Regions from separate parts of the Homo sapiens genome. Here all the other regions are linked to region 2. A link is a loop called in an ENCODE intact Hi-C map of the cell type or tissue named here. Cell type or tissue: A673. All regions are shown on one strand. Links, peaks and the distances in the headings refer to the core of each region. The heading gives the core; the rest is flanking DNA.

What was found. Hi-C counts contacts between places; a loop is a spot of excess contacts. Peaks named below come from ENCODE experiments on the same cell type or tissue, not always from the same donor. Only the 100,000 strongest peaks of a DNase experiment are listed, where the experiment ranks them.
Region 1: it touches region 2 in a loop (9-fold over the local background); 3 of 110 quality-filtered maps call a loop at or near these places.
Region 3: it touches region 2 in a loop (3-fold over the local background); 5 of 110 quality-filtered maps call a loop at or near these places.

The regions. Positions count from the first base shown.
Region 1 is chr3:165,181,239-165,192,402 of GRCh38, reverse strand. SLITRK3 (SLIT and NTRK like family member 3) reads left to right here. Exons shown (of 2, transcript NM_001318810.2): 2 at 1,552-5,683. The coding sequence starts at 1,573. The coding sequence ends at 4,506. Among named protein-coding and RNA genes, the nearest start is that of SLITRK3, 9.6 kb to the left of the region's middle. In A673, for the core only: a CTCF peak has its summit at 6,475 (motif pointing right); a DNase peak (open chromatin) is centred at 6,522; H3K27ac peaks cover 508 bases.
Region 2 is chr3:163,470,256-163,481,419 of GRCh38, reverse strand. It overlaps the pseudogene RNU7-82P. Among named protein-coding and RNA genes, the nearest start is that of LINC01192, 170 kb to the right of the region's middle. In A673, for the core only: a CTCF peak has its summit at 5,051 (motif pointing left); DNase peaks (open chromatin) are centred at 5,049 and 6,379; H3K27ac peaks cover 3,999 bases.
Region 3 is chr3:163,946,342-163,957,505 of GRCh38, reverse strand. No RefSeq gene overlaps it. Among named protein-coding and RNA genes, the nearest start is that of MIR1263, 220 kb to the left of the region's middle. In A673, for the core only: a CTCF peak has its summit at 5,894 (motif pointing right); no DNase peak of the experiment used is centred there.

The DNA of each region.
Region 1 (11,164 bases), core at 3,789-8,788, 1.7 Mb before region 2:
AGATTTTAATATTTCATAAGGGAGATGGAAGACTAATTGATACTGCAATGTAGCCTTTTCTCTCTCCCTCTTTTTCACTGAATTGTTTTTAATTTTTGAGTATTGCATGTCTGAGGCAGATTTCTCTTTGCTTTCTCACGGTATCTCCTTTCTTTACAGCTGTGAACATTATAGGCGAGTGTAATGTGAAGATTTATTTCTTTCACTTTTCCTATAAATTATATCATTGTGGTTTAAGAAGAAGGTTGATGAAATATATCTTTCTGTGTGCTCTCTATGAGGAAAATATATGCTAGAAACTTTGGTTTATTTTTGTTGATTAAAATCAGCTATTAAATTTTGATTGATATTTTAGTGACTCAGGAAGGACAGTGTAATAAAACTGCATTATTATCATTTATGTAAACATTTTCATATACTGATGTTATTAGGCAAGGAAAACGATGCATAGAGAAAGACTGTTATCAGAATAGTGCACTGCATTTGTTTCTTCTGATTGGAAAAGAATGATATCTTTTTTGAAATTTATTTCGTGTGATAGATCATTTATCAGCAGGTAAGAATAGAGGTTTCCACTCTCTCTTGACTTTAACTACCCACCTCCCCTCTAACCAGCCACCTGCTCTTCCAGCTTTTTACAGGGTTCCTCAGTTGATCTTGAAGGCGCAGATACACATTCCAAACTAAGTTTTGCAAATGTTTTAATTCAGACACTTTCAGACTCAGCATCCTCTAGCTGTCCCTATCTTTAGCTCTGACAATTGCACGGGCATGTTTTTTAGAAGGGCTAATCACTCCTACATGTTTTAAATAGTCAAATGATACAAATATATACAAATTATTTATTAAATTAAAGAAGATGACAATAATGTATTATTGGGCAAGAAGATGTGGACATATAGTGTACATACTGACTATACACTGTAATAAAGCATGTTATGATCATTTCATAAAAATAAATCTTAAGTTTTCCTGAGATGCTGATCATTTTACACATCTCAACATCTGATATTGAGCAATAGGCTCATACTTTATCACACTAATCAATATAATAATTTTGGAGTATATCATGTCTTTTTAATCATCAAAACCTATAACTCAAAGAACATATTTTTCCCATCAGAGTTCCAATCAGATTTATTATGAGTATCTTTGATGTCAACATGAGTTTTAACAGGCAAACAGGTGTGATGGCCACATTATTGCCATTATTACTGAATCTGCCTATGCCTAAAAGGAAGTACGATATACCAGTTCTGTTGTTTGTTATACAGAGGCAATGCAGGCTGCTTTTGTTCATGCAATATGCCGTTTACCAAGTATGGCTTGGTTCAGGAAAATGTCACTGCATGGTTCAATATTTCAGAGTCTCCTAAGTTTAAAATATAGGACACACTCTAAACATTAAGTATGTTGCTAGCTCATCTTGAGTGTCACTTCAACAATTGCTGAAGTTTTTATATAGCTCTTAAAATGCCCCACATGTAGGAGTCAATTAAAATAGTACATATGACTAAAAGCTAAAAATCTGCATTTTTATTTCTGTTGCAGTTTTGTAATCAACCACGAACGATGAAACCTTCCATAGCTGAGATGCTTCACAGAGGAAGGATGTTGTGGATAATTCTTCTAAGCACAATTGCTCTAGGATGGACTACCCCGATTCCCCTAATAGAGGACTCAGAGGAAATAGATGAGCCCTGTTTTGATCCATGCTACTGTGAAGTTAAAGAAAGCCTCTTTCATATACATTGTGACAGTAAAGGATTTACAAATATTAGTCAGATTACCGAGTTCTGGTCAAGACCTTTTAAACTGTATCTGCAGAGGAATTCTATGAGGAAATTATATACCAACAGTTTTCTTCATTTGAATAATGCTGTGTCTATTAATCTTGGGAACAATGCATTGCAGGACATTCAGACTGGAGCTTTCAATGGTCTTAAGATTTTAAAGAGACTATATCTACATGAAAACAAACTAGATGTCTTCAGAAATGACACCTTCCTTGGCTTGGAAAGTCTAGAATATCTGCAGGCAGATTACAATGTCATTAAACGTATTGAGAGTGGGGCATTTCGGAACCTAAGTAAATTGAGGGTTCTGATTTTAAATGATAATCTCATCCCCATGCTTCCAACCAATTTATTTAAGGCTGTCTCTTTAACCCATTTGGACCTACGTGGAAATAGGTTAAAGGTTCTTTTTTACCGAGGAATGCTAGATCACATTGGCAGAAGCCTGATGGAGCTCCAGCTGGAAGAAAACCCTTGGAACTGTACATGTGAAATTGTACAACTGAAGAGTTGGCTGGAACGCATTCCTTATACTGCCCTGGTGGGAGACATTACCTGTGAGACCCCTTTCCACTTCCATGGAAAGGACCTACGAGAAATCAGGAAGACAGAACTCTGTCCCTTGTTGTCTGACTCTGAGGTAGAGGCTAGTTTGGGAATTCCACATTCGTCATCAAGTAAGGAGAATGCATGGCCAACTAAGCCTTCCTCAATGCTATCCTCTGTTCATTTTACTGCTTCTTCTGTCGAATACAAGTCCTCAAATAAACAGCCTAAGCCCACCAAACAGCCTCGAACACCAAGGCCACCCTCCACCTCCCAAGCTTTATATCCTGGTCCAAACCAGCCTCCCATTGCTCCTTATCAGACCAGACCACCAATCCCCATTATATGCCCCACTGGGTGTACCTGTAATTTGCACATCAATGACCTTGGCTTGACTGTCAACTGCAAAGAGCGAGGATTTAATAACATTTCTGAACTTCTTCCAAGGCCCTTGAATGCCAAGAAACTGTATCTGAGTAGCAATCTGATTCAGAAAATATACCGTTCTGATTTTTGGAATTTTTCTTCCTTGGATCTCTTGCATCTGGGGAACAATCGTATTTCCTATGTCCAAGATGGGGCCTTTATCAACTTGCCCAACTTAAAGAGCCTCTTCCTTAATGGCAACGATATAGAGAAGCTGACACCAGGCATGTTCCGAGGCCTACAGAGTTTGCACTACTTGTACTTTGAGTTCAATGTCATCCGGGAAATCCAGCCTGCAGCCTTCAGCCTCATGCCCAACTTGAAGCTGCTATTCCTCAATAATAACTTACTGAGGACTCTGCCAACAGACGCCTTTGCTGGCACATCCCTGGCCCGGCTCAACCTGAGGAAGAACTACTTCCTCTATCTTCCCGTGGCTGGTGTCCTGGAACACTTGAATGCCATTGTCCAGATAGACCTCAATGAGAATCCTTGGGACTGCACCTGTGACCTGGTCCCCTTTAAACAGTGGATCGAAACCATCAGCTCAGTCAGTGTGGTTGGTGATGTGCTTTGCAGGAGCCCTGAGAACCTCACGCACCGTGATGTGCGCACTATTGAGCTGGAAGTTCTTTGCCCAGAGATGCTGCACGTTGCACCAGCTGGAGAATCCCCAGCCCAGCCTGGAGATTCTCACCTTATTGGGGCACCAACCAGTGCATCACCTTATGAGTTTTCTCCTCCTGGGGGCCCTGTGCCACTTTCTGTGTTAATTCTCAGCCTGCTGGTTCTGTTTTTCTCAGCAGTCTTTGTTGCTGCAGGCCTCTTTGCCTACGTGCTCCGAAGGCGTCGAAAGAAGCTGCCCTTCAGAAGCAAGCGGCAGGAAGGTGTGGACCTTACTGGCATCCAAATGCAATGCCACAGGCTGTTTGAGGATGGTGGAGGTGGTGGTGGCGGAAGTGGGGGTGGTGGTCGACCAACTCTTTCCTCTCCAGAGAAGGCCCCTCCCGTGGGTCATGTGTATGAGTACATCCCCCACCCGGTTACCCAAATGTGCAACAACCCCATCTACAAGCCTCGTGAGGAGGAGGAGGTGGCTGTTTCATCAGCCCAAGAAGCAGGGAGTGCAGAACGTGGGGGTCCAGGGACACAACCACCGGGAATGGGTGAGGCTCTCCTAGGAAGTGAGCAGTTTGCTGAGACACCCAAGGAGAACCATAGTAACTACCGGACCTTGCTGGAAAAAGAGAAGGAGTGGGCCCTAGCAGTGTCCAGCTCCCAGCTTAACACCATAGTGACGGTGAATCACCATCACCCTCACCACCCAGCAGTTGGTGGGGTTTCAGGAGTAGTTGGGGGAACTGGGGGAGACTTGGCAGGGTTCCGCCACCATGAGAAAAATGGTGGGGTGGTGCTGTTTCCTCCTGGGGGAGGCTGTGGTAGTGGCAGTATGCTACTAGATCGAGAGAGGCCACAGCCTGCCCCCTGCACAGTGGGATTTGTGGACTGTCTCTATGGAACAGTGCCCAAATTAAAGGAACTGCACGTGCACCCTCCTGGCATGCAATACCCAGACTTACAGCAGGATGCCAGGCTCAAAGAAACCCTTCTCTTCTCGGCTGGAAAGGGCTTCACAGACCACCAAACCCAAAAAAGTGATTACCTCGAGTTAAGGGCCAAACTTCAAACCAAGCCGGATTACCTCGAAGTCCTGGAGAAGACAACATACAGGTTCTAACAGAGAGAAGAAAATATATTAGTGCTTTTTTTTTTTCAAAAGAAAAGGAAAATAAAAGAAATATATCCCTTGCTCCCTTTACACTTGTCCCAGTAACTCCATCCTCACGATCTTTCCTACCCTGAACAAAACTAAAACCGCATGATAACTAGAGAATACAGATGTATGCTCTCCCCTCTCAGATGCGATTTGGAGGAAGGGCCATACTCAGATCATTAATCAATGAAAGTGCCTTCGCAGACTTTTGCCAGCAAATGTTATCATTATTTTTTTATACTGAAACTTGAGACTTTGACTGTGCCATGTATAAGATATACTGGGGATCATTGTATGGATCCTAATTAAGTAAAATTCAATGTGTCTTTTTATTTTCAGTAACTATTTTTTTTATAGTTGTAGTTTTGATTTAAAGGGGGGGAAACAAGTTGACATTTGTCATTTGTGGCTTTCTTTCTTATCATCATGGCACAGATTCTGTACATGTATTAACAATGCAGTTTGCTGCATGCCTGGAAACTGCAAGATGGGGAGGGAGGGGGCGGGTCTTGCTCGAATGTTCTCACTCACTATCTTGTCTCTCATACACATATCCATCTGCAGACCATGGTCCCTAAACCTGCAGTTTCTTCCTGCTGGTGCAGGTACACACACACACACACACACACACACACACACACACACACACTCCATACCATTTCCATTCAACTCAATCTGCTTAGTTCGGGTTTGATCCATTTTTCTCCTCTCCATAGTTCTACCACCCTTCACTGCTAGTGTACAGCTCACAGCATCTCTCCTACCACCCTGGGAAAAGTCACATTCTAGGCTGGATTCTACTGAAGTAGAGGCCTGGTGGTTTAACAGCCGAAGACACACGCCTAGGGATGAGCACCCTCTTTGTGACACTTCATCCTGATGCCAAGATTTTTTGGAGAACATCTGCACTTTCTTATATATATATATAATATTAAAAAAAGCAACTGGGTATATATCACTAACAGCTTTGTAGGAAGCACTTTTAATGTTTTCTCTCTCACACACAAAGATTCAAAAGAAATGTGCATATATTTATTCTGTAATTTCAGTGATTATAAATTGTAAAGGTAATGTTTAATCATTGTATAGTGATTATGCCTCTGGTATAGCTTTCCTAATAAAAAGTTTTTGAAAAACATAATACATTATATATAGAGGATACAAAGCTTGAACCTTAAACTCCAGCTATGCCATGCCTTTCGTGCTTCCATTTTAGAAATGATTTCTTTTACTTGTTACACAGAAAGTAATTTATTAACGGGTTTGATGCACTGTGATGTTGATAAATCTTATATCCCACCATCTCTAGTCCAAACCAGGATACAATTGAGACTTAAAATGTGACTTACGGTTTACTTTTTTTTCCTTGAATTATGAATTTCAGTCTTAGTAACCAGTGATGCACTGTTTCCCAGGCAAGATGCAAGGGGGAGAAAATAAAGTAACTAGATCGCTAAGAAGTACAGGATTAATTAGGAGAAGATAATCTAGGATCCATACATCTTAAGATAATAAATGAGATAAAGAAATTGGAAAGTAAAATTGCTATTGTTTTTAAAATATGTAGTCCAATTACATGCACACCCTCACACACCCACACGCTTCCACACACACCCACACAACCCAATAAATATCAAAGGCCGTGGAGCCAATTTAGATGGCCAGAATCCTGTGAAAGCTGTCACTTATATTTGGTTACCATTTTCCAACCACTTACAGCAACTGGCCCCAATAACGCTTGAACTAAGTCAGAGGATGCTGAATGAGTTTTTCGTCATATGACATTAAAATTATGTTGAAAAATTAACCTGACAACAAACCAAGTTTAGATCCATTTATATGTGAGCGAAACCAAAGAATATTGGATTTTTATGGTGCCGGTATCAAATTGGTGGAGGAAACTTAAGAAAACAGACCTATGAGGCAGGCACTTATCTAAGTAGGCCATTAGAGGGCAGCAGAGTTCCAGAGATCCACAGACCCAGGACCCGCAGAACTGTGCAGCGAGGTCAGTGCTCTCTGCTAGGGTTTCCTCAAAGTGCCCATAGCAGGAATTATCATTAGGTGTTGAATGTAATTCATCACAAGTCACTGAAGCCTTACATCACAATTTTTTCCACAAAAAGAGAATGAGTCTAGCAGCTTCTGAAGGTGTGTGACTACAATAGCACGAAGGCATTGTAGTAACAAAATGAAAAGCCCCATGAATGTCTACAAGAATATATTTATATTCCTCTTAATTAATTATATAGAAATATCAGCATAGGTATGCATAAAAATAAAAAAGACAAGTATATACATATAAAATTGCAGTTTTGGGGCTCTTGACATGTATCTATAACTTTTATGCTCAATTATTTGAATATAATTTGGAATTATTTTAAAAGGAAAAAGCCCATGAACATCATTCACTTTATCTGTCTGTGTAATATTGAAATGAAGCTCTTATGCAGAAGAGTCAGGCCAATTATTAGATAAGTGTCATTCTTCTTTTTTGTTTTATCTTCTTCTTTTCTTTCTTGTTTTCTTTTTTTACTTTCCCACAAATCACCTTTCTTCTGGTTATCCCACCTCCTTTATTCTTTCTAATCATCTGTCTCTTTTTTTTAAGGTACATAAAACCAATATTACACTTTAAGTGTTTTAAAACCCAAATTACAGAGTCTCTCTGAACTAGCAATTTATCATACTTCCATTCCTCCTAATCAAATGGTTTGGGGAATAATAGAAAGCATATGCATAGTAAAAACTTAAAAGTGCAAAGCTAGATGCTTCAGATAGTAGTCCTCATTTCCTTAATGACCACGCACATATTCATAACACAGCATTTTATACAAATCAGGCTAAAGTACAATCTCAAAAGACCCTGGTGCTTTCAACGTTTGAAAAATGAGTGCCCATAAACAATATCAAATCACAATATAACTTGATAATTATAATGTTTATATTTCACTTATTAAATACAGAAAGACTGTTTGGTCTTAAATATAGGTGGTACTTTCACCCTTGAATGAGAAATAAATTTATTTATTTAGCAAAAATAAATTTATATGAGAATGGAATTTTGTATTTAAGGGAATAGTTTTTTGCTTTTATGGAATTTTCCACCCCCTGGTTAGGACATTTATTTTTGCTGTGCATTCAAATTACCTAAGTTAGCTTCAGTTTATAATACTAGATCTGATTTCATTAAACACGATGGATATTCATGTAGGTACTATGATTATAATATGTTTTATGTTTTTGCTGTAGTAAAATATTTATTTTTAAGAAAAAGTTAGATTACTAATTCACTTCATTGTGAGGACTAACTTGACTAAAGCAGACCCAGTTCTGGCAGTTACTTGCTATTATTCATTGCTATTTTTATTACCAAGTATAGTAATAATATTTAGAAATAATAAAAATATTGTAATATCTCAAACTATAAGATGATTAGTGAGAAATAATTGGAAATGAACTATTAGTTTAATTCAATAAGTTTTAACATCATGTTATACATCATATGTGGTATTATTTATGTAGATGTTTTTATATTTTTATTTAGAATGCTATATTATTTTATGTAATTGCAAATACTTAAATATAAGGATGATGAACACTATAATTTTAATAAACTTTAGAGAGAGGGAATCGAAAGGAAAATTTAATGACTGAGCTTGAAGATTTCTTTTGAAACCTGGCACTATTACTTTAAACCCTTGATATTTGAAAAGAATATGTTTAGGATTATGAAAATTTATAATGCAATTATAGAACAAAAGAACTTTAACCATCGCAACACATTATTTTGATTCACTCAGTGTAAATTCATCATTCGTACAGTCCTGTCCTTTTGCAATTATGTTGTCTAGGACAATAAATGTTACGCTTTTGTGAAATGGCTATGACAAAGGGAGCATTAATGAAATGCTACACAAAATTTGAGAAATACGACTATAACAAGTCAAGATAATGTGAGAGGAAGTGGTAATCAATGGACACTCCATCTTAAGTGATTTGAGCTAGTTTCATTTGAACTTAGACATTTATAACTTACACTTAGCTCAAAATTTTCCACTGAATATTCAGGTGAACAGAACACAAATAAGTATCACTAAAATCACCGTATTCACTTCAATATACTATGTTCTGTTTAATATACTATAGGCCTTTTAAAAGTAATAGGAGCAATAACACATGTATAATTGGGCCATTGTGTGTGTGTGTGTGTGTGTGTGTGTATATAGTACTATTATATATGTATATACATTGTATATACATGTATATAGTTTATATATGCTGAATTTTACTTATATGTAAATTACACATTTTTTATTACATGTATAACAATTTCTGTTTTATGCATTTATTTTTCTTGCTTCTGTCTAGCCACCATCCAAGAGAAGCTGGATGAAATTTTGAGTCTTCACTTTCGGAATATTCACATGTAAAAAGTAACACTGTAATTAATATTTCTGAATTTATAAGTTATTTTATCTTCCAATTTGTTTCATTTTGTTATTTAAATCATAGGGAATACATCTCAGTGAGATTGTGATTTATTTTAAGTCTTCAGAAGTCTTCAGAGTATAGGAACTAATTTCTTCATATAAGTATGCAACATAAGTCTAATAAAAAGCAAGTACTTATTTTTCCATTTTTCTATTTATAGAATAAATTTTACAGGTAAAAACAATTTAATAACTTCATTAATTAGACAAGACCTTTTAAATTTATCTAGGTCTGTAGGAAAAGTGAGATCTTAAAGGTGAAATATAAGAGAAGTAAGATCCAGTTTAAGACATCCAACATCCCATTTTACTTTTAAAACATCATCCTTAAATTAAAATGTTTGATAATAGTAGTAATAATAATAAACAAATATTACCATCTTTAGTTTGCTTATAGGGAATCTGAATTGAAGAGACATAATTTTTATATGGAGAAATCAAGTGTATACCAGGGGTTAGTAGTTGTGAAGAGGCAACATGCTATGGCCATCTTCTTTTATTTTGGTAATTTTTACTCCTGATAATACAAATTCTTGAGAAATTGTATTTTTTTCTATTGCACTCACACAGATGATTTTTTACATTAAAAAATTCTAATAGAAAATAATTCTTGTGGTGGATTTCAAAGATATACAGCCCAAAGGCATCATAATAAATTTACAGTTCGACCCAAACCAACTCCTACAGTACCATTAAACTTTAAAACCCAATGAATGTTAGTAAAAAGAAGCCTTTCTTCTTCACCACCCAGTAACAGAAAGGCTCAGCATGCCTAATTAAATGTTTCTTGGCCAAGTGTGGTGGCTCAACGCCTGTAATCTCAGCACTTTGGGAGGCCGAGGCGGGAGGATCACGAGCTCAGGAGATCGAGACCATCCTGGCTAACACGGTGAAATCCCGTCTCTACTAAAAATACAAAAAATTAGCCGGGCGTGGTGGCCGGTGCCTGTAGTCCCAGCTACTTGGGAGGCTGAGGAGAATGGTGTGAACCCAGGAGGCGGAGCTTGCAGTGAGCCGAGATTGCGCCACTGCACTCCAGCCTGGGGGACAGAGTCAGACTCCGTCTCAAAAAAAAAAAAAAAAGGTTCTTTAGTATATTTAGTCTATCTACTTACCAATAAGAAGTACAATGGATTGATGAGTTTGCAATGTATTAAACTGTATCAAAACCAAACAAATTGTATCAAGAAGAATATGCCATTGACTTAGATAAAAACAAACATGAATACTTTATTTTGAGTCAATTACAATAAGTGGGAGATTGTTCTCTTGAAAATGAAAGGTATTCTATTACCCATATTACAATGTGTTATATGTGAAGACAGAGCTGTTGTATTTCTGATACATTTTGTTAAGAACCTGTAGGTTTAGAGTCTTTTTGAATGATGAAACACTGCATAATCATTTTTGGTAGCTTTGAAACGAGAGCATAACTTCCCTAAACCTGGGCATGTCAAAGTTAGCTCTGAAAAAAAAGATGTTGAAAGAAAGATATCACCTGATTGTGTGGAGAGATGGAAAGAAGTTCTGTTCTTCCTGCAGAACTTATTGCTTTCACTGTTGCTGACATCCCTGCTTCTACTTCTGTTTCTGACTCAGTGCCAAGATATTCTTATGACTAAGGGCATATGCATTGAGCTCAAATCAGGTGTCAAAGCAAGATCAGAGATTGATGACAATTCTTACACCCAGTAACAAAATGCCCAAGTCACTTAGTTTTGTACCTAGGCTGAGAAGATAATTCAACTTATATCCCCTGATTATGATATCATTCATAAGTCTGATGAAAAATGTCAGAACCTATAGTAAAACTATAACTACATGTGGACATTGACAAAATCAGTTAAGTGTTTTAAAAATATGAAACTCATCTTGAAAATCTCAAAACCTTGCCTTTCCTCTTCTGAAATGCTCTTTATCTTTGCTGTGGCATCCAAAATATTGCCTTCATTAAAGCTACTAGAATCCACATATTGTTCCTCCTTTTATTTACAGTGTAAACTTTTGACTATTCAGATGTTATGTGGCCACAAAGAATTCTAAGGGGTGTTTTTTTTTTTCCTTCAGAATTCTGGTAAAACAATTTATCTTAAAATACTTTTCTTTTCGGTATGTGGTAACAAACTTTA
Region 2 (11,164 bases), core at 2,777-7,776:
AGTAAAATATAAATCAGGTGAAGAATTGTGACAGATTGCCTTCTATGTAACAAAAAGACTGAAAACAAAACAAGATTTTCCATAGAAATGGTGGATCCTAGTATAAAAGGAAATGAAATTTTAATAAATATTAACTCACAATTCTTAAATATTTTATTTTGCCTTTTTTTGATAATTTTTTTAAAAATATTTTTCTTTCTGTATTTCCAGTTTAGGAAAATTCTGTTGACCTATAATGAAGTTTACAGATTTTTCCTCATATCTGTCCAGTCTACGGATTAGATCTTCAAAGGTATTCTTTATGTTTATTACAGTATATTTTTATTTCTAGCATTTCTATGTGTATAATTGCATTGTCCTTCTGTTCTTACATGTGGTTTATTATTTTCATCATGGTCTTTAATATATTAAATATATTAAGTTTTATTAATATTATTTTTAATAGACAAATCATAATTTTATACATTTATGGTGTTCAATGTGAAGTTATGATATATGTATACTATGGGAAATTATTATATCAGGTTAATTAACATAGCCATCATCTCACCTATCACTTTTATGGTGAAAGATTTGAAATTACTCAGTTATTTTGAAATATGCAATACATTGTTTTTTACTGTAGTCACTCTGCTGTGAAATATATCTCAAAGCCTGTTTGTCATGTCCCCTTTGATCAAGAACTTCCCATTGCCTTCCTCCTCACTCCTACAGCCTCTGTTAAACATCACTGTGCTCTCTACTTTTTAGATTTCATATATAAGTGAGATTATACAGCATTTATTTTTCTGTGCCAGTCTTATTTCACTTGGCATAATGTCCTACAGACTCATCCATGTTGTCACAAATGAAAGGATTTTCTTCTTTTTTTAAGGCTGAGTAGCATTTCACAGTGTGTCTGTGTGTTTGTTTTTGTGTGTGTGTGTGAGAGAGAGAGAGAGAAAGAGAGTGAGAGAAAGAGACAGCTTATCCTTTCATCCATTGATAGACATTTAAGTTAATTCCATATCTTGACTATTGTAAATAATACTGCAATGAACAAGAGAGTGCAGATATCCCTTCAACATATTAATTTCAATTCCTTTGGATATATACCCAGAAATGGGATGGCTGGATCATGTATTAGTTCTATTTTTAGTTTTTTTCAGGAATCTCCATACCATTTTTCATAATGGCTGTGCTAATTTATATTCTCACCAACAATATGCAAGAATTCCCTTCTCTGCATCATTGCCAACACTCATCTTTCATCTTTTCGATAAAATCCATTCTAATGGGTGGGAAGTGATATTTCATTTTGGTTTTAATTTGCATTTCCCTAATAAGTAGTGATGGTAAGCATTTTTTCCTGTACATATTGGCCGTCTGTATGTCTGTATGTCTTCTTTTAAGAAATGTCTGAGCCGGGCATGGTGGCTCACACCTTTAATCCCAGCATGTTGAGAGGCCAAGGTAGGCAGATCATGAGGTCAGGAGTTTGAGATCAGCCTGACCAACATGGTGAAACCCTGTCTCTACTGAAAGTACAAAAATTAGCTGGGCATGGTGGCGGGCGCCTGTAATCCCAGCTACTCAGGAGGCTGAGGCAGAAGAATCCCTTGATCCCCGGAGGGGATGTTGCAGTGAGCCGAGATCACACCATTGCACTCCAGCCTGAGCAGAGCGAGACTCCGTCTCAAAAAAAAAAAAAAAAAAAAAAAAATCTGTCCTTTGCCCATTTTTAATTGGGTTGTTTCCTTGCTTGAGTTGAAAATAATTAGGTTGTTTCCTTGCTTGAGTTAAAAATCCAAATAAATGGAAAGCTATTTAGTGTTCATTAATTTCCAGAATTAATACTGTGAAAATGTTCATACTACCCAAAGTGATTTACAGATTCATTGTAATCTCTATAAAAATCCCAGTATCATTTTTCACAGAAATGGAGAACACAAACTTTTAATTCACATTGAACCTCAAAAGATGCCAAGTAGCCAAAATAATCCTTAGCAAAAAGAATAAAATTGGCAGCATCACTCTACTTGACTTCAAAGTATAAAGTAATTGCATCAAAACAACATGGCGTTAGCATAAAAACAGACACGTTGACTTATGGAACAGGATAGAAAGCCCATAAACCTGCCCATTTACAGTCAATTGATTTTTGACAGAAATTTCAAGAACACACAATGAGAAATGGGCAATCTCTTAAATAAATGGCATTTAAAAATTGGGTATTTACATGCAGAAGAAAATAATTGGATCCTTATATTGGATCCAAAAAAAGGAGACCTCACGAGTTCTAGAACTGACCTTTGGATCCTTATAGTGGATCCAAAAAATTGGATCCTTATATTTATATTTAGGGGCTGAGGGCATGGCACCTTTTATATTTAGGTTTTATATTTTTATTTAGGGGCTGAGGGCATGGCAGCTTCCAAAACAGACCCCTTCAAGGATAGTAAATCTTCCTCCTCGATTTATTATCCTCGAGAATAATAAATCTTCTCCCTTAAGGAGAAGAGCTCTAAAGGAGTTCTAGACTAGCCTGGCCAACAATGGTGAAATCCTGTCTCTACTAAAAATATACAAAAATGTGCTGGGCGTGGTGACGTGCACCTGTAATCCCAGCTACTCGGAAGGCTGAGACGGAAGAATCGCTTGAACCTGGGAGGCGGCGGTTGCAGTGAGCCAAGATCGCACCATTGGACTCCAGCCTGGGCTACAAGAGCAAAACTCCGTCTAAAACAAACAAACAAACAAAAAGTCTGAGTTATAATCCATTATTATACTGGAGACTTGGTTTATTGGTTAGGTGTGGGAGGACAGGAGTGTTTCTATAGTCGTCTGATTACTTCTTAGTCCTTCAGTGGGCCTATGTATCACGAGTGTGGCCCTCACAAGTGCTTCTTTCCTTCCTTCGGAAGTAGAGCTTTTATTGCCCCCTGTGCTCTAGCTGCAGCATTCCTAATCTATGCTTTTTCATTTCAGAATATTTTCCTAGAACAGTGTAATTCAATAGAAAATCAGTAATAAAAATATTTCAAAACTCTAAAAACATCACCAAATACATCGTACGTATTTTAGGAAAAGAATTATGAAACATATCAAATCCTGGAAATTACAGCTGCAGAAGTACTAAAATGGAAATACACAGTATTTGATTCACATAGTAAATATAATGTTGAAAATTAATGATTGTGCATCAATCTCAAAAAACAAACCAAAATAAAATAGAAATTAGAAACCAATAAAAGATAAATAAGTGAAAATACATAAAATAAGGAGTTATAGATGATATATAGATAGCTATAGATATAGCTAGATACAGAGATACAGATAAATATAGCATTTCTTCCTTAAGTTTCTAGTTCAGAGAATTGTTGAAAAAAATATTGGAAACAAGTAGTAACTATAATTTCAGAATAAGTATATATAATACTGTGCAGTCTAAGCATAAATTTAAAAACAAGAAAACAGAGCTCTGCATTTGCTTAGATAAAATATGCATGAAATAATTAATTTTTAAAAGAAATTGAACATCTCTTCTGGATTTATGAAATAAATGTAAGTGACACTGTGTGTGCTGTTTTTGATAACTCAGGTCTTAGCATTATAAATTAGCTGCCTCTTAGCTCTCTATGCATATTTATAAGCACAATTATGAATATTCTTAATTGACTTTCACCTTTTAGAATGTAACTTATATTTTAAATTTTGTTAATTAAATCAATGTTTTTTAAATAAATTACATTTCATGTCCACTATTTTTATTCAATCCACAATTATTTTTAGCAGAGAAGAATTTTGACTGTCAAAAAAAAAACTACCATTTAAGAAAATAATCATTTAGTGAAATACAACACTTGGAAGCCAAAAAAAAAAAAAAATCTTATCTTAACATATCTAGTAAAGTATCTTCACAATGCTATTTTTTATAAAAGAAAAAATTTAATTACTAACAACAGAAAATAAAATAAAATTTACAGTGAAAAATCTATAATTCCTCTTATAAATGCATATTTGAATTTATTTGGAATAGCAATCATACTTTCATTTTGAAAGATAATGAAAAATACATGATTTAAACAAAGATCTAAACTTGTCTAATGATTTTAAGAAAATATTTTAAGACAGTCTGTTCAAAGTATGTAACTTTTTTTACTGTGTAAGAATTAAAAATGCCCTGAAATTTGCTATATTATATGAAATCTATTTTTTCAATTTCTAATATTAATGATTATTATGTGACTAAAGAGAGTGTAAGTACATTTATTTTTAAAACTGTAAAAATATATGGTATAAATAAACTAATGGGTTTACTACATGTCACAATGAAATGGAATTTATGAGATTATGCATGGCTAAGTCTGAAGCAATTGTCATATCTTTGAGGAATGGACAACTTGAAAATACACTTAGTTCTTAAAAAGCACCGCATCTCAACCAAGATCAAATAAAATATTTTATTGACGGTCTCTTTTATAGCTGATTAGCTTTTTATCTTCGGAGGGGTAGGACTTTCCTTTTTTTTTCCCTCTTGACTCTTTTTGCTAACACTATATTGGAACCAAGCAATCTACCATTACTCCATTTAGTTCCTGGAAAGGCATAGATCAAAGGCTATTAAAATTGAACTACATTAATAACACATAGAATACTATTGAAAATTTATGTTTGCATGTTTGTATTTTAAATAGAATGTCTTTTAAAATAATAAATTTTAATAAATCAATAGTGCGTTTCTGTTCAGGTTTTAATTTTTGTGACTTAGTACTTTAAAAATGTTTTCTGAAGTTCTCTGTAGATACAGGCATGGAAACTGCAGTCTGTCTTCTTCCATTGGTGAAAAAAACAGAAAATTGTAAAGTATGTTTTTATTAATACTTGAAATGTGCTTGTAATTGTGTTAGCTTTTCAATGCATTTCAAGAAGCTTGTAAAAGTATCTTAGATGGAAGTGAAAATGTATATTAATCTTGGCATGAAGTAGAGAATACATATTTACATTTGGTATTGTTTGATTTGGCATTTCAACCTGTAAGAATCCTTAGTAGGGGAAAACACCAGGGGAGCCATCTGCTGGTAAAAATATGACCTGTGGACATGACGTATTTCTCCTGTTAAATTTAAAGAATCTTAGTACAGCTTATTAACCGAAGACATCAGTTTATGCAGAAACATAGTAAGGCAACACTAATGAAGGAATGAAACAAAGTGGAAGGCATAACATATATATTAATACTTTTTCCTGACTTAAGGACATTGAAGTTATTTCATTCTATTTACAAACAATGTATTTTGAATATTGTATTTACATTTATGCATCCATGCAGTCACCCATTTCTAAGTAGGTAAGTATTCTTTCAATTAAATATATTATTAAATTTGTAAAAATATTGGTAACTTATAAATACAGACTTCCAGCTTTTGTGTTCAAATTTTCAGTTTGACATCTAAGTCTAGATTTTAATAATTGCAAATATTTATGAGAGGCTGGTGATATTTATTTTTCAAATAAAATATTAATTTCCCTAAGATATTTATTTTTGTTAATTTAATACCAGCACATGAAAATCGTAGCAAAAGATGATTTTTTTGAAGATACCTTTACAGTACTGTGATTTTAAAAGACCAAGACAACAAAGTTTATTTTTTTGTTGTTCATATGTTTTATGAACAGATTAATAATTGACAGCAATGTTTTTTCTTTCATATATTTCAGACCCTTGATAATAGTTATATTCAAAATAATTTTCAATTTTCCATTTATTGGTTGTTGAAATTAATGAAGCATATTGATAGAAGAATAACTTATAAACATGCATTGAATCTCAGAATAAAATGGCATGTATAAATGGCCTATGTCAGCTTTTACTATATTAAGTCAGAAAATATATGAGTTGAATGAATTTTCTTGGTAGAATAGCACATTTGAAATTTTTTAGAGAAAACTAATTTGTGTGAGTTTAACAATTATATTACATAGAAAATATATGAACAACTGTCATTAATTTTATTTACTATTTATGTATTTGATTTTTTAAATAATTACTTAGTAAACAAACAGTAATAGTTGGTGATTACATGTTGAGTATCTTCCTTAGTATAATTAAAGTATGCTTGCTTTTTTAAAAATTTGCCTTCATAATATTGAAAATATAATTTTTAAGAATTTTTTAATTATAAGATTATTCTGCAAGCATGTAAATTTTAATCTGCAATGAACACTGAACTATTCATCTTAAAACTTGACTGTAAATGTTACATCAATAAATGAAAAATATACTTACTTTAGCAATATTTCTATAGATAAGTAGAAAGAGAGCAAGCCAGAATTTCATATTGCTGTAACAAACCTGCATCGTGGAAAAGATCAGACTAGTGTACTAGAAAATGCCTGCAAGCAGCAAATCTGGATGCTCATATTAGGAGAGTTACTGCAGGTGACATCTATTCCACACTGAAATGTCATAAAGACAATGGTGCAAAGGGAGAGTCAGCACTGGGTCAGCAGATACTGAAAAGTAGACTTAGAGGATGTCAGCATAAATGTACTAGTAAAACTCATGATCATGAATGATGGTGCCCTCAAGGAGCCTATAAATACATACACATTCAAGTGGAATTTTGAATGATCCCTGTGTGATTCTTTGAATAACCTGGGCAAAACTAGTTTAATACAAACACATGACACATTGTAACAACCGAAACTTGTTACAGAGTATGGCTACATGAAATTTCTTATAAAAAACAAACAATTTGAATTCAAATAGGAGAAATAACTATGCCTGCAGCTTATGAAGGAAAATATGTTGTCAAAATTTAAAATAGTAGATGCATTTGTTTTCATTTATTTAATATTTATATAGCATTAATACAACTGCCATTGTTTTAAGTATTTTACAGATATTAACTCATTTAATATATAAGAAACAAATATAACTCATGCATTACTGATTAAAAACAGAGTTTTTAAGAATTGATCAAGTCATGTAACTAATTATCAGAGGATCTGGGATGAAAATTCAGGGTCTTTCCATATGCTGCAGAAGATCATACATGATTATGAAATTAATAGAATCAGACAGCAAAACAAAATTTAGAAAGCACATAAAGATTTATTTCAAAATAGTATTTGTAATGTTCTCCAAGAAAAGAAGCAAGTAGTGAGATTGAATCTTTTATGAGTTTGAATGTAAGGTTTTAATAACAGTTATAAGAATTTTGGAATATCATTTTGTTGCTCCGGCACATGACATTGGTGTAAAGTAGAAACAATAAGAACTATTATATTTGGAGTTCTTGTGTGTTTCTCACGTTAAAAATGAATGCATTAGTAGATTTTCATTTTAGGTGGATCAACTCATCTTAATATTCCAAGAACATTTTTTGCTGTACCACTGAAAGTCCAGCATCCTGAGAACCTCACATGTCCTAGGCAAACAGGAACAGATTACCACTCTCACTCTGCAGTCAAAGGCAACAACAGACATTGGTTATGTGCCACTTTCTGGTAGAAAACATTATAAAACCACTGAGATGTTTGCATCTGTTATCAAATTTTCTGTATATTAATCTATATTTTTTTAGAAAAAAATATGTTGGGATATCGACTGTAAAACAGAATGAAGTAGATTGTGTGCCCCAGAAGAAAAAAAAAAAAACTAGAAAAGCTGCATTAAGAACATCTATGTAAAAACATCAGAGAAATATTGACGTCTCCAAGACAGGAGGGGCCATCTTTCTGGTGAGGGGATTATGGAAGACAGCAGAAATGACATTCTGAAGTAACATTTTTTCCACAAGTGTATTTGTGGATCTGGACTTAAGTCATTTAAGGCTTAGAATCTGAACATTTCCTAGACACAGGGACTCTGCTAGGTACAGTGAAACCAGTGGACATACAAGTGTTCTTTTGCGGCTGAAATACAAAAGTGTAGCATGAAGGGCAAGATCTTGATGAGAGGAAAGACATGGAAAACTCAGCCTAACAACCAGACTATCCCACCTCACACACATATACAACTCTTAAGCTGCACAAGTTCAGGGTCTAAACAATCAAGCAAAAAGCCTCTGAATGACAAGCCATAGCATTCCTGCAATCTCAGCAAGCCAAGGAGGAAAAGATTAGAGGTCAGATCCCTCTATTCATTTATTTATTTTAAATTTACTTTAAGTTCTGAGATACGTGTGCAGAACGTACAGGTTTGTTACATAGGTATACATGTCCCATTGTGGTTTGCGACACCTATCAACCCGTCATCTAGGTTTTCAGCCCCACATGCATTAGGTATTTGTCCTAATGCTCTCCCTCCCCTTGCCTCCCACCCTCCCACAGGACCTTGTGAGTGATGTTCACCTCTCTGTGTCCATGTGTTCTCACTGTTCAACTCTTACTTATGAGTGAGAACATGCAGTGTTTGATTTTCTGTTTCTGTGTTTGTTTGCTGGGAATCATGGCCTCCAGCTTCATCCATGTCACTAAAAAGGACATGATTTCACCACTGATTCCACAGAAATACAAACTAACATCAGAGAATACTCCAAACACCTCTATGCAAATGAACTAGGAAATCTAGAAGAAATGGATAAATTCATGGACACATAATCCCTCCCAAGACTAAACCAGGAAGAAGTCAAATCCCTGAAGAGAACGATAACAAGTTCTGAAATTCAGGCAGTAAGTAACAGCTTACCAACCAAAAAAAGCCCAGGACCAGATGGACTTACAGCCAAATTCTAGTAGAGGTACAAAGAGGAGCTGGCACCATTCCTTCTGGAACTCTTCCAAACAAAGAAAAAGAGGCACTCCTCACTAACTCATTTTATGAGGCCAGTATCATCCTGATAGCAAAACCTGGCAGATATAAAAAAAAAAATTCAGGCCAATATCCCTGAAGAACATAGATGGAAAAATCCTCAATAAAATACTGGCCAACTGAACCCAGCAGCACATCAAAAAAGCTTACCCAACATGATCAAGTTGGCTTCATCCTTAGGATGCATATTCAACATATACAAATCAATAAACGTAATCCATCACATAAATAAAAGCAATGAAAAAAGTCACATGATTAAGTAGGGAATCCTTTCCCCATTGCTTGTTTTTCTCAGGTTTGTCAAAGATCAGATAGTTGTAGATATGCGGCGTTATTTCTGAGGGCTCTGTTCTGTTCCATTGATCTATATCTCTGTTTTGGTACCAGTACCATGCTGTTTTGGTTACTGTAGCCTTGTAGCATAGTTTGAAGTCAGGTAGTGTGATGCCTCCAGCTTTGTTCTTTTGGCTTAGGATTGACTTGGCGATGAGGGCTCTTTTTTGGTTCCATATGAACTTTAAAGTAGTTTTTTCCAATTCTGTGAAGAAAGGCATTGGTGCTGGGAAAACTGGCTAGCCATATGTAGAAAGCTGAAACTGGATCCCTTCCTTACACCTTATACAAAAATCAATTCAAGATGGATTAAAGACTTAAATGTTAGACCTAAAACCATGAAAACCTAGGCATTACCATTCAGTACATAGGCATGGGCAAGGACTTCATGTCTAAAACACCAAAAGCAATGGCAACAAAAGACAAAATTGACAAATGGGATCTAATTAAACTAAAGAGCTTCTGCACAGCAAAAGAAACTACCATCAGAGTGAACAGGCAACCTACAGAATGGGAGAAAACTTTCGCAACCTACTCATCTGACAAAGGGCTAATATCCAGAATCTACAATGAACTCCAACAAATTTACAAGAAGAAAACAAACAACCCCATCAAAAAGTGGGTGAAGGACATGAACAGACACTTCTCAAAAGAAGACATTTATGCAGCCAAAAAACACATGAAAAAATGCTCATTATCACTGGCCATCAGAGAAATGCAAATCAAAACCACAATGAGATACCATCTCACACCAGTTAGAATGGCAATCATTAAAAAGTCAGGAAACAACAGGTGCTGGAGAGGATGTGGAGAAATAGGAACACTTTTACACTGTTGGTGGGACTGTAAACTAGTTCAACCATTGTGGAAGTCAGTGTGGCGATTCCACAGGGATCTAGAACTAGAAATACCATTTGACCCAGCCATCCCATTACTGGGTATATACCCAAAGGACTATAAATCATGCTGCTGGAAAGACACATGCACACGTATGTTTATTGTGGGACTATTCACAATAGCAAAGACTTGGAACCAACCCAAATGTCCAACAATGATAGACTGGATTAAGAAAATGTGGCACATATACACCATGGAATACTAGGCAGCCATAAAAAATGATGAGTTCGTGTCCTTTTTAGGGACATGGATGAAATTGGAAATCATCATTCTCAGTAAACTATCGCAAGAACAAAAAACCAAACACCGCATATTCTCACTCATAGGTGGGAATTGAACAATGAGATCACATGGACACAGGAAGGGGAATATCACACTCTGGGGACTGTTGTGGGGTGGGGGGAGGGGGGAGGGATAGCATTGGGAGATATACCTAATGCTAGATGACGAGTTGGTGCAGCGCGCCAGCATGGCACATGTATACATATGTAACTAACCTGCACAATGTGCACATGTACCCTAAAACTTAAAGTATAATAAAAAAAGAAATATGTAAGCAATAAACAAAAAGTTATGGTTGTGTTCCAAAAAAAAAAAAAAGAAAAAAATCATGATTATCTCAATAGATGCAAAAAAGACCTTTGATAAAATTCAGCATTGCTTCATGTTAAAAATTCTCAATAAACTAGGTATTGATGGAACATATCTCAAAATAATAAGAGCTATTTATGACAAACTTATAGCCAATATTATACTTAATGGGCAAAAGCTGGAAGCATTCCCTTTGAAAAGCAGCCCAAGACAAGGATGTCCTCTCTCACCACTCCTATTCAACACAGTATTGGAAGTTCTGGCCAGGGAAATCAGGCAAGAAAAAGAAATGAAGTGTATTCAAGTAGGAAGAGAGGGAGTCAAATTGTCTCTGTTTGCAGATGACATGATTGTATATTTAGAAAACCCCATTGTCTCAGCCCAAAATCTTGTAAGCTGATAAGGAACTTCAGCGAAGTCTCAGGATACAAAACCAATGTGCAAAAGTCACAAGCAATTCTATACACCAGATTCCTCTATTTCAAAGTCTTGAAATAAGTGCCCTAGAAGCAGACTGATCAAAGAGACACAGCCCAAGTGTTATAG
Region 3 (11,164 bases), core at 2,917-7,916, 480 kb before region 2:
GCAACAGAGAACTCTGGAGTTCTCAGGCCCTTCAGAATTGGCATGTGTCAAGGCAAAGGTGCTGTGCAATTGCACCAGTCATTAGATTAAAGAGAGATACCTGAGAGAGAGGGTAGAACCTAGGGTAAGGCAGCTTTGTTTAGCAGAGGGAAATTTCTGAAATGAGACATAATCCACTCTTCCAGCAGCTGAGAGAATGTGTCTTGATATTGAATGGGAATTTCTGTGGTACAGAACACCCCCTACAGGTATTTTTCAAGATTCTGAAATTTATGAATTAATAGAGCTGATTGACCACCTGAATTTATTTTTTTCCAAGCCTCATTAAAATGAAGAGAAAAACCTTTTTGAGAAATGGAAACACATCTGTACTTCTATTGAGATAAAATAGATTCTATTTGGGGACTCAGAAGAAAAATAATTGAGAATCCAGGATGAATCAGATGGTAATGTGTATTTAAAACATAATATAATTACAGGATAGAAGCTTTTAATATAATCAGGGCAATGTTTTTATTTTTTAAAGCAGGCACAAAGTTATAATTTTTCTTTAAGGATTTTTCATACAGACTATATTGTGTGATTCTTCTAAAATATTTATTTTGAAGAACTATATTTATCTCCCACTAACTTAATAAACTCAGTCTTTACAGAAGAAGAGAGACTGAAATGTACTTGAGGCATTATAACCTTACATACATGCCCGGGAGACCTAAGATTATGCCACTTATAACCATTGGAAACCTGAAATAAATATAGTTCCACTGATATGTAACTATACTCTTAAACAGCTAAACTTTCCAGCCATAAAAAGAGGACGTTAAGATGGAGTGTCTAATAAGAAAGAAAAATGGAAATGGGAGGTTTTACTGACAGTGCCATGAAACTTAAAAGAGAATTGAATCAGGAGATAGAATAAAATAAATGTAAGAAGAGCAATAAAGTTATTCCTCTAAAGGCCAGAAAGGTGAATCCTTGAATGCATTTAGTCAAAAGCTAAAAAATATGGAAAATAATTTTTGAAAAAGCATTCAGTTCAAGAATCCAGGGAGAAAGCCTCAGAAGAAACACCTTATCCTGAAGAAAGGAAGAATTAACAAAGGTAACACCTGAAAGTAATAAAAATATTATAAAATTAGTATTGCATGATACATTGCCCTATTCAAAGTCTTTTCTCTTTTTATTTATTTTTATACAGAATTGTTTCAGAAGGATGTGCAAAACCTTTAACAATAGAAATAGAGATTTGTGGGTAATGAGATTGAAAGAATAGGAAGTAAAGCCAATATATATCTCAAAGAAAATAAAGTGTTTTTAAGAAATCATTATATTAACATGGTTTTAGCCATGATATTATAACTGGAACTAGACTTACCTCCCATCTTTAACAACTAAAAAACTACCAAGTTTAAGAAGCCCCTTTTATTTTCCTTTCATTAGTCAACGTGACTCTTAGGCCAGTGAAATAAAGAAAATAAATAACACGATACCTAAGATTGTTCTGGCCCAATTCTTGTATAAAATTTTTAGGCTGTAGTGCAAGACAGGTTGCCCAAACTGGAGCATGCTAATCTTCATAAGATGAGGAGACAGAGTATAGAGTTCGGGAAGGCCAACTTGGCTAGAATTCACAAAACAGAATTTTAGACAGGAAAGAGAGAGAGAGCTCCAGAGGTCTGCAGATAAATTACATCTCCTTCTGAATGTGGATTGGCACATACTCATGAGGAATCTCATGACCAAGGAAAGACCACTGGAAAGGAACAAGCAGAACAATTACTGGAGATCACATAGGGCTGGAAGTGGGTCATCTGAACAACCAGAGTGGAACATTCTAATGACACGTGGATTATCAAGTAGAGTCCTTCGTATGGCTGAATAAATTCTAGATTAAAAGTTATTCTGGACTTGGCTACCAAAGCATAAAATCAAGCATCAAAAGAATAAAACTGTTTCTGAGTAATTTAACTGAATCCTGAGACACATTTCAAAAAATTTTTTTTCATTAAATCCCAGTGACATAAAATTTAAAATGTCTGGCATTCAATAAAAAATTAGCTTGCATGGAAAGAAACATGGAATGAATATCTTTAATGGAGTGTTTACTAGGTACCAGAATTGCTCTAAGGGATTATTGTTATTTCATATAATCACTAAGGTAATTCCTCTAGAACACAATTATGTACCCATTTGATGCAGTGCAAAAATATACTGATTGATCGGGAACCCTGGCCAACAACACACACTCACAACATGGCTGAAATGAGATTAAATCTCAAGCTTGGCTGACTGAAATGTCTACCATGCGCTTGTAACTACTTACCTGTATTATTTTACTGTCATTTAAAGTTATGGAGCTATTCAATAATATTAAATACTTTCTGGAATGATTTGAGTGAAAATAAATAGCTGTAAGTTATAGGTCTGTTATCATTCAAGTGTAATATTTAAAGACTAAACTGATTTGAAATTTTATGTTTACTAGCTAAAAATAGGTGACTCAAATATTATTTTGTAACTCTATAGGAAAAATTAATTTTAAAGCATTTTTTCGCAATATTCTAAACAATGCAATTAACTATATGCAATTCGTTGATATCACACGTGAATAGGAAAATATACTACTAGCCCTTTAAGAGAGGCCTTATTTTTTCAGTCTTCACATCATCTCTCCAAAATACATCTTGCTTATCTTGCTAAAGTTTACAATTTCCAGTAGTTTCCTTGGGAATAACATCTGGTATAGGTCTCCCCAATTCCCATCCTAAAGCCAGGCTATCAAAATGTCAGAATTAAAAAGATTAAATCTGGAATCTTGGCATTACTAACAATTTGGTGAAGAGCCAAATTATGTTAACTAATAATAAGTTTATAAACTTACAATTAATTACGAAAAAAGTTGTGATAATTATGATACAATATTGAGAAGCTAAAACTCAAACAGTTCTTATATTGAAGGAATTTGTACTGAGGGAAAAAGTGAGGCTAATAGGATGCCAGATTTTTTTTTTAACTTTTATTTTAAATTCAGGGGTACATGTGCAAGTTTGTTACACAGAAAAATGTAACAAATGGGGGTTTCTTGTTCAGACTTTTTCAGCACCCAGGTATTAAGCCTAATAACGATTAGTTATTTTTCCTGTTCCTCTCTCTCCTCCTATCCTCCATCTTCCAATAAACCAGTGTGTGTTGTTCCCCTCTATGTGTCCATGTATTCTCATCATTTAGCTCTCACCTATAAGTGAGAACATGCAGTATTTGGTTTTCTGTTACTGTGTTAGTTTGTTAAGGATAATGACCTCCAGCCCCATCCACGTTCCTGCAAAATATATGATCTAATTTTTAATGGCTGCATAGTATTCCATGGTGCATAAGTACATTTTCTTTATCCAATCTATCATTGATGGACATGTAGCTTTATTCCATGTCTTTGCTACTGTGAATAGTGCTGATGCCGGTGATTATGATGGCAGCAGCGGAGGTCTGGACCAGCTGCTGCCATGCTGACTGCAGTGTGGCAGGCACAGCCAGGGCTGCATTCTCCGTGGATCCGACAAGAGCCAGGAACAGGTGAGAACTCCGTCCCCTTCCAACTTGGACGGGTGGGATCCCTGCCCTCCAAGGCACAGCTGCTGCCACTCAGCTGCCCCTGCAGACCCAGGCATCTCTGCACTTTCAGGGGCGGGAAGCCTCCCTGCACTGCAGGCTTGGAAGTGCCTGCTTCCGCTGCCTGGCCTCTCCCCACCCCCAGCACGGATTTCAGAGCAAAGTTAAAGCTGAGCCCAGGCACAGTCACAACCCGGCCAGGTGTGCACATCTCAAGGCAGAGCTGACATGCCAGCCACCTGTCACCTCGGCCCCTCCCAGACTTTGGGCGTGGACCAGCATAGGAGGGAGGCTGGGGTGGGGGCTGAGGGTGGCTCAGCGTGGGCCTACAGGTGCCTCTTGCCATGAGCAGCCTGGGCACCATGGATGGTGACAAGAGGCAGATAGGCTCTCAGGCAAAATGGGGAGGGTCCCCAGTGAAACCACACCTTCAGGTCAAAGATGGTCTGAGGCCTGGGGACTAGGCTGCCAGTTCTGGAGTGATAACTTACGGTGCTTTTTCAAGGCCCACCCATGGCCACCCATGGACCAATCAGCATGTACTTCCTCCCTTCTGAAGCCCATAGAAACGCCAGACTCAGTTAGACTTGAGTAGACATAGGGATAACCTTCCTGCGGAGAGGATCTACCCACTGGGGGTTTCCTCTTTGCTGAGAGCTGTACACTCAGACAGGATGACTTGCCTGCAGATAGGAGCTACCAACTGTGGGTCTCCCGAGAACTGTTCTGTTGTTCAAGGAAGCTCGTCTTTACCTTGCTCACCCTTCAGTTGTCCACTCATTCTTCCCGGACATGGGAAAAGAACTCGTGACATGCTGAATGGCAGGACTAGAATAGCTGTAACACAAACAGGGCTGAAATCCTCCCCCTACCACTACTCGCCATGTTGCGGGAAACAAGAAAGAGAGCAGAACTGCAGCTCTTCTGGGAGCCCAGACCTAGTGGTTCCCTGCATGAGGGCTGTGACACCTTCTTTGGCATCTCCAAGCTTCTGCGTGACACTGCATTCGCCTTGTCCAGACGCAGTTGCCCAAAGCAGCAGTTGCCCAAAGCAGCAGCCACGTGCATCTGGTCCAGCTGGCACAGGTGCCAGCTCCCAGGGCTCCTTGCCCCTCTGCAACAGCCAGAGTGCCTGGCTGTGTGCAGTGGCCAGAACCTGCACTCACTTGCCTACACACCTCTAGCTGCTCTGCAACTGGCTTGCCCTTGGCAGGTCTGGGATCCTGGCCATTAACAGGAGCCAAGGATAGCCTTCTGGGCTGAGTGAGCAGAATGAGTCCAGCAGGTGCAAGCAATACTTAGGCAGAAGACACCACTAGCCACAGAGGTTTCCTGATGGTGAGGCAACACCCCAAGGATCCCATGACAATTATATCAGAGGTTTTTAAACCATCTATGTAGTCAAAAAGTATACACACACAAACACATGTATGTACATCATGACTTGTATTTATAAAAATAAAGAATTGGAATGAAACAGAGAAGAGAATAAAGGTAAATTGTTGTTAGAATTTGTTTAACTGAAACTTATTAAAAGAAGTTCATATAGAGTGTTTTAATGATTAAATTTTATATCATATTATGCGTATAAGTAATGCATAATAAAAGTTTTTAGAAGATTGTGTTGTTTATTTAAAGTATCAGAATAGGTACTAGAAATATTATTGCTATGAAAGAAATTTGTGTTGGTAAATTTTTAACACTAACCTTGGTTTATTTTAAAATTCTAACACGTCATTTAGTTCACTTCAAAACTCTCTAGTCACTCATCAAATTTGTGCAATTTTAATGAGTCTCTTAAAAAGCAAATACACATAATATTTGGGTTTCAATTGATACATCATCTAAAAGTAATAATAGAATTGTCAGCTAAGGAGATATTATTATGATTAAAAGATAATATCTTCTTATAATTTAGTCCAGCCATGTATTTTAATTTTTTGAAAAAAGGCTAGTTATTTACTTACAACTTTTGTCAAAAGTATATCTATTTGCAATAAAAATAGAAAATATACTGTAAGCAAGTGAAATTATTTCTCTTAAAGAAGTCATCCATGAATCATTAATATAATGAACAGAACTTCTTAAGAGAAAGAATCATATGATGTTCATGTCCTTTAAAATTTTTTTCAAAGAAATAAGACTGCCTTTATATAAGTATAGACCATTTTTAAAGATAGTTAATATAAATATGAGAAATTGTTTTTGTTGCTCATAATGTTAAGGGATTTTTAGTAATGAATTACAGTACTGAACAACTATTCTCAAATGCAGAAATATCTTTCATAAGGTTCTACCAGCAGAGGGCATTAGCAGGTGATACTTCCCGAACCTTATCAACTGTAGGCAACTATTATGTGATATTAAAAATAAATAAGATAAAGTCTTTAAAGATAAATTTTATAACTTTGCAGTACAGAAAGGGAGCTTGCCTAACCCCAGAACAAACAAAACCGAACAAAACAATATCCAACACTACAAACAAAAAGGGAACATGTATACTTCTTCACTTGTATTATGCTTCCTTGAGGAATATCTTCTCAGCATGTAGGCATTAACCTAGCCACTAGTATTTCTGTGTGTATGAACATACAAAATAGGTCATACAATAAACTTTATTAGGCTAATAGTTTCTATAGAAATGTAGCTACAAACTCATATAGCATATGTAGTTACCGTCTCTTTATTAAAAGATAAAAGCTTAGTATGTATGGAGAGATTAAACATACTTCAATCCTGAGCTGAACTGATATTTATATTTGATTATAAGTACGAGCATCAAATATTTCTCACTAGGCTATTTTTGTAGTTTTCAACAGTCACTGGAGACTATCAAAAATTCACCGGGACTTGGTATGTATTCTGCAGGACAAGATCAACAAAAATTAAATTCTGCAACCTTCTTAAAGAATTTGGATGACTGTTTATTCCTATTTCTTCAAGGTATTTTATTGAGGTCATTTTGGAGCTAAGCTTTGAATGGTTAAAGAAATTGTTTTGAAGAAGGAGAAGAGAAAAATTATTTCATTTAGGGGCATAGTATGAATAAAGTTCATGATAAAGTACAGGGCATGGACTGCAATAACAGAATAAACCAGACTTGTCCAAAAAGAGCTCTGCTAAGAAAAAATAGGAGGTAAGTTTGGATGGCTTCCACCCTGTTACTCTGTCTCCTTCATGCAAAAGTTTTCATTCAGCTCCTGTTCAAAATATCAACTTACAATTTTCCACTTCTCTCCTTTGTTCTATTTTCTTAAGAATTCCTGGCTATTTCCAAATTGTTATGGTGATTTGCTACTGACCCAAAGTGAGGAGATGATCATATCATTTGTATTCAAATTAGTAAACTTCAAGAGTACACAAAAGTGTTACTGATAATTATGTCAGGACATCAAGTATACACCAGGTTGTTCCAGGTAAACAAGTACACAGATACTCATCTTGGGTATTAAAAAAAACCACATCCACTGACTTGGCTTCAACCATATTATTCTTCATATTCAATTATGTATGACAATAGGTATATACTGGATCTTGCCATCAGACAAAATAGTTGAACACACAAAACTTTAATATTCAATATAACAATAACTAATTATGATCTCCTATTCATCTGTTCCTCATAACCTAGCCGCCTGTTGTTTAAACACATTAAACCCAGCAATCACTGTGCCTACTTTTTTCTTATTTTAGTCTCGTTCTCAAAATTATATTGTTCCCTGTATAGCAAAAGCAAGTCCTACAGAACTTCAGCAACTTTCTTGCCTAACTCTTTCCTCTTAGAATTCCACCTTTAACAATCTGAATCTTCTCATTTGGTTCATAGCTACTCCTTGACCTTGTTGCTGTAACATAGTTACAAATACATTGAATACAGTTTCTTGTGATGAGCTCTTGATGGATTAACCCATTTTTCAACCTTTTATTGTTTTATGTTATTTTCATTTGCATACATTCTTTTTCATTCATTGTTTTTGAGTTCCAAATCAAGAATATATATTCATGTGTATATGTATTGTTGTATATTTAAATTTTAATTAATTTTCATAGCTTAGTCAAATGCATAGTGCACACTTAATAAGTAGATTTACAGGATATATTAAGCTCATGTATTATTTAAAGCAAACAATGAAACATACTTAATAAAAATTCATTGGATAAAGCATCATTGATTACTAACATTTATTTGTACTGACTCTATACCAGTCTCTGAACATGGACTATATTATGTAGCTAATTAAATACACATTCCCACTTTTCACTTTCTGCATCCCAACATAGAAATGCAACTTTTCAAAAGAATCTATTCCATCATTTTGAAGCCCCTGTTTCTTTGCCTGAGCCAGCTAATCTTTGATTGATTGATTTTTTAACTCAGTGAAAGGTAAAGATGGTTAAATGGATTACTGTGTGTGCTAGAGTGAAAAAGAGAATAAGGGAATGTTGTGATTGCTTTATTTCATTGATAAACAAACTTGTTTTAGGCATTGAGACTATCACTATTAATAAGAATTGACATTAAGACACATTATTTGATTCTCAAAGTAATTTTTTGAGTAAGGCACTATAATTCCCTTTGCTTTAATAGAGCTACTTTTTATGTTTAAAGAGGCTGAAAAACTTTTTTTAGTGCTTAAATTTCATAATTCTAGGCTTTATGTGTGTGAATGATGGTGAATCTATTTTTGAAATAAACTTTCAGTTTTAGAATACTTTTAAAATTACAGAAAAATTTTGAAGACATTAGCTTGTTCTTATATACCCCATACTGAGTTTTGCCTAATGTTAACATCTTATATTAGTATCATGCATTTGTCACAATCAATGAACCAATAATGAAACATTAATATTAACCAAGGGCCATACTTTCTTCAGATTTATTTTGTTTTATTAAATGTCCTTTTTCTGTTCCAGATTTCCCATAGAATACCACAGCTCATTTAGTTGTCACGTCTACTTAAGCTGTTCTTGGATGTGACAAATTCCCAGACTTTCCTTAGTTTTGATAACGTTGACAATTTTGAAAAATATTAATCAGTTATTTGTTAGCACATCCCTCATTTGGGAGTCGTCTGATGTTTTCTCATGATTAGACTAAGGTCATGGGTTTTTGGAAAACCATAGACCAAAAGTGAGATTTTCATCACCTTGTGTCAAGAATCAATATTATCAATATGATTTACAATATTGCAGTTAATCTTGATCACCCGGCTGACACAGTGTTTGTTAGATTTCTCCACTATGCATTTACTGTTTTCCCCCTTTTCATACTGTAGTAATTAGAAAGAATTCACTATGTGAAGCTCATATTTAAAGAGTGGAGAGTTATACTCCATCTCACAGAGGGCAGGGTAGTGACAATACAGTATTTGGAATTCCTCTTCACAAGAGATTTGTATGTTCTGCCCTTTTATTTACATGTTCAATCATTATTTTATATAACTGTGGACTCATGGGTATTTATGCCATGCTTTGGATTATAATCTACTCCTACTTCATTTTGTTGCTCCAATTGTTCCAACTTTGGCCATTGGGAACTCTTTAAATTGGCTCTTGTGTTCTTTTGACGTATCCTCTTCACTTGTTTGTGGTTCTGTTTGCTTGGTTTTGAGTGGTTCCTTACATTCTGGCACTTCAAGATGATCCAAGTTCAGACTGCATATTCATTAACTTAGTCTTAAAAAAAAACACCGATTACTTTAGCAGAGAGAGAAAGGAAATATACTGTGCATACTAACTGATATATTATGCATACCAGTAAATATTGATATAGGTATTTATTTGCCTCTATATTAAGCTAAACATGAATTCATACTGATGTTTCCAACGGTGATACAGAACTGCTTGGATAATTCTATGCTTCCCTCTTTCTTGTCTGTAACTTCCCACTTCAACAGTGAAAAACATCACTGCCAACATCCATCATCGATTTAATTGTTCTATGCAAATATACGTAAATAGCAGTGTCTTAAATTGTTAGTCCATAACCTATGGGAAACAATTTCATTTTCATTAAGTAGAATGCAGCTCTTGTGTGGATTTTCTTTCTCCTTTAGTCTGTAAAGACTACATTCATTGCAAAAGTTACTTGGTTCAGGGCATCTTTTCTTCCAAACCTCTTCAGTGAGCTCATTTCATACATTTGTAAAACAGATTACTTTCAAAATTCTGAATTCCATTCTGAATCTTTTGGCTGCTTCATTTAAAAAATAAATTCATACATTAAAATTTACTCTTACTGCTTTACAATTTTATGGGCTTCAAAAAATACTTAGTGGCATATATCTACCATTAAGGTTTCATAGAGAATAATACCATTGCTCTAAAACAGCTCCTGTGTGCTACTTTTCAATGTGCCCCTTTCCCCCAAACCACTGGCAACCACTTGTGTGTTGATTATTGTGGTTTAGCCTTTTCTAGATGTTACTTAATAGAGTAATAAAGTATGTATCCTTTTTCCAGACTGACTCCTTTAACTTAATACATTTTGAAGATTCATCTATGTTTTTGCATAGCTTGATACTTCTTTTTTTACCACTGAAAAAGATTCCATTGAGTTGATGTGCCATAGTTTATCCATTCGTCGATCGAATGACATCTTAGGTGTGTCTAGTTTTTGGCAATATTAATAAAGCTGCTATAAATAGTCACATCCAAGTTTTTAGGTGGGCATATTTTCAACTGGGCAAATACCTCAGAGCATGATTACAAAATCATTTTGGTAGACTATGTTTTGCTTTTTTAGAAACTGCCAAACTATCTTTCAAAGTGTGTATGTCATTTTGCAATCCCATCATAAATGAATAAAAATATTGTTGCTTGTTATCTTTATCTAAAATTGATATTTTTTGGACTTTAACCATTCTAATTAGTCTGTAGTGGTATCGCATTGTTATTTTATTTATTTATTTATTTATTTATTTATTTATTTATTTTATTTTTATTTATTTATTTATTTATTTTGCGGCAGAGTCTCACTTTGTCGCCCAGGCTAGATGGAACCTCCACCTCCCGGGTTCCATCAATTCTCATGCCTCAGCCTCCCAAGTAGCTGGGATTACAGGTGCCCACCACCACACCTATTAATTTTTGTATTTTATAGTAGAGGCAGGGTTTCACCATGTTGGCCCAGGCTGGTCTTGAACTCTTGGCTTCAAGCAATCTGCCCACCTCGGCCTCCCAGAGTGCTGTGATCACAGGCGTGAACCACCCCGCCCAGCCTATTTTTCCTTTTAATATCCCTTAATTTTATTTCACTTTACATGTGTATGTACTCGTTATTTGTACATCTTCTTTGTTGAGGTGTCCAGACCATTCGCTCATTGTTAATTGAGCTATTTATTTTCTTATTGCTAAGTTTTAGAAGTTTTTAACATAATTTGATGCAAATACTTTAGCAGATTTGCATTTTGCAGCATTTTCTTTCAGTTTGTGTTTTGCTTTTCCATTTTCTTAAGTGTCTTTCACAGACTAGGAGTTTCTCACTTTAATATAGTCCAGCTTATCTGTTTGTCAGTAATAATTTATATTTTGGCATTGTATTTTCTGCAATCATTTT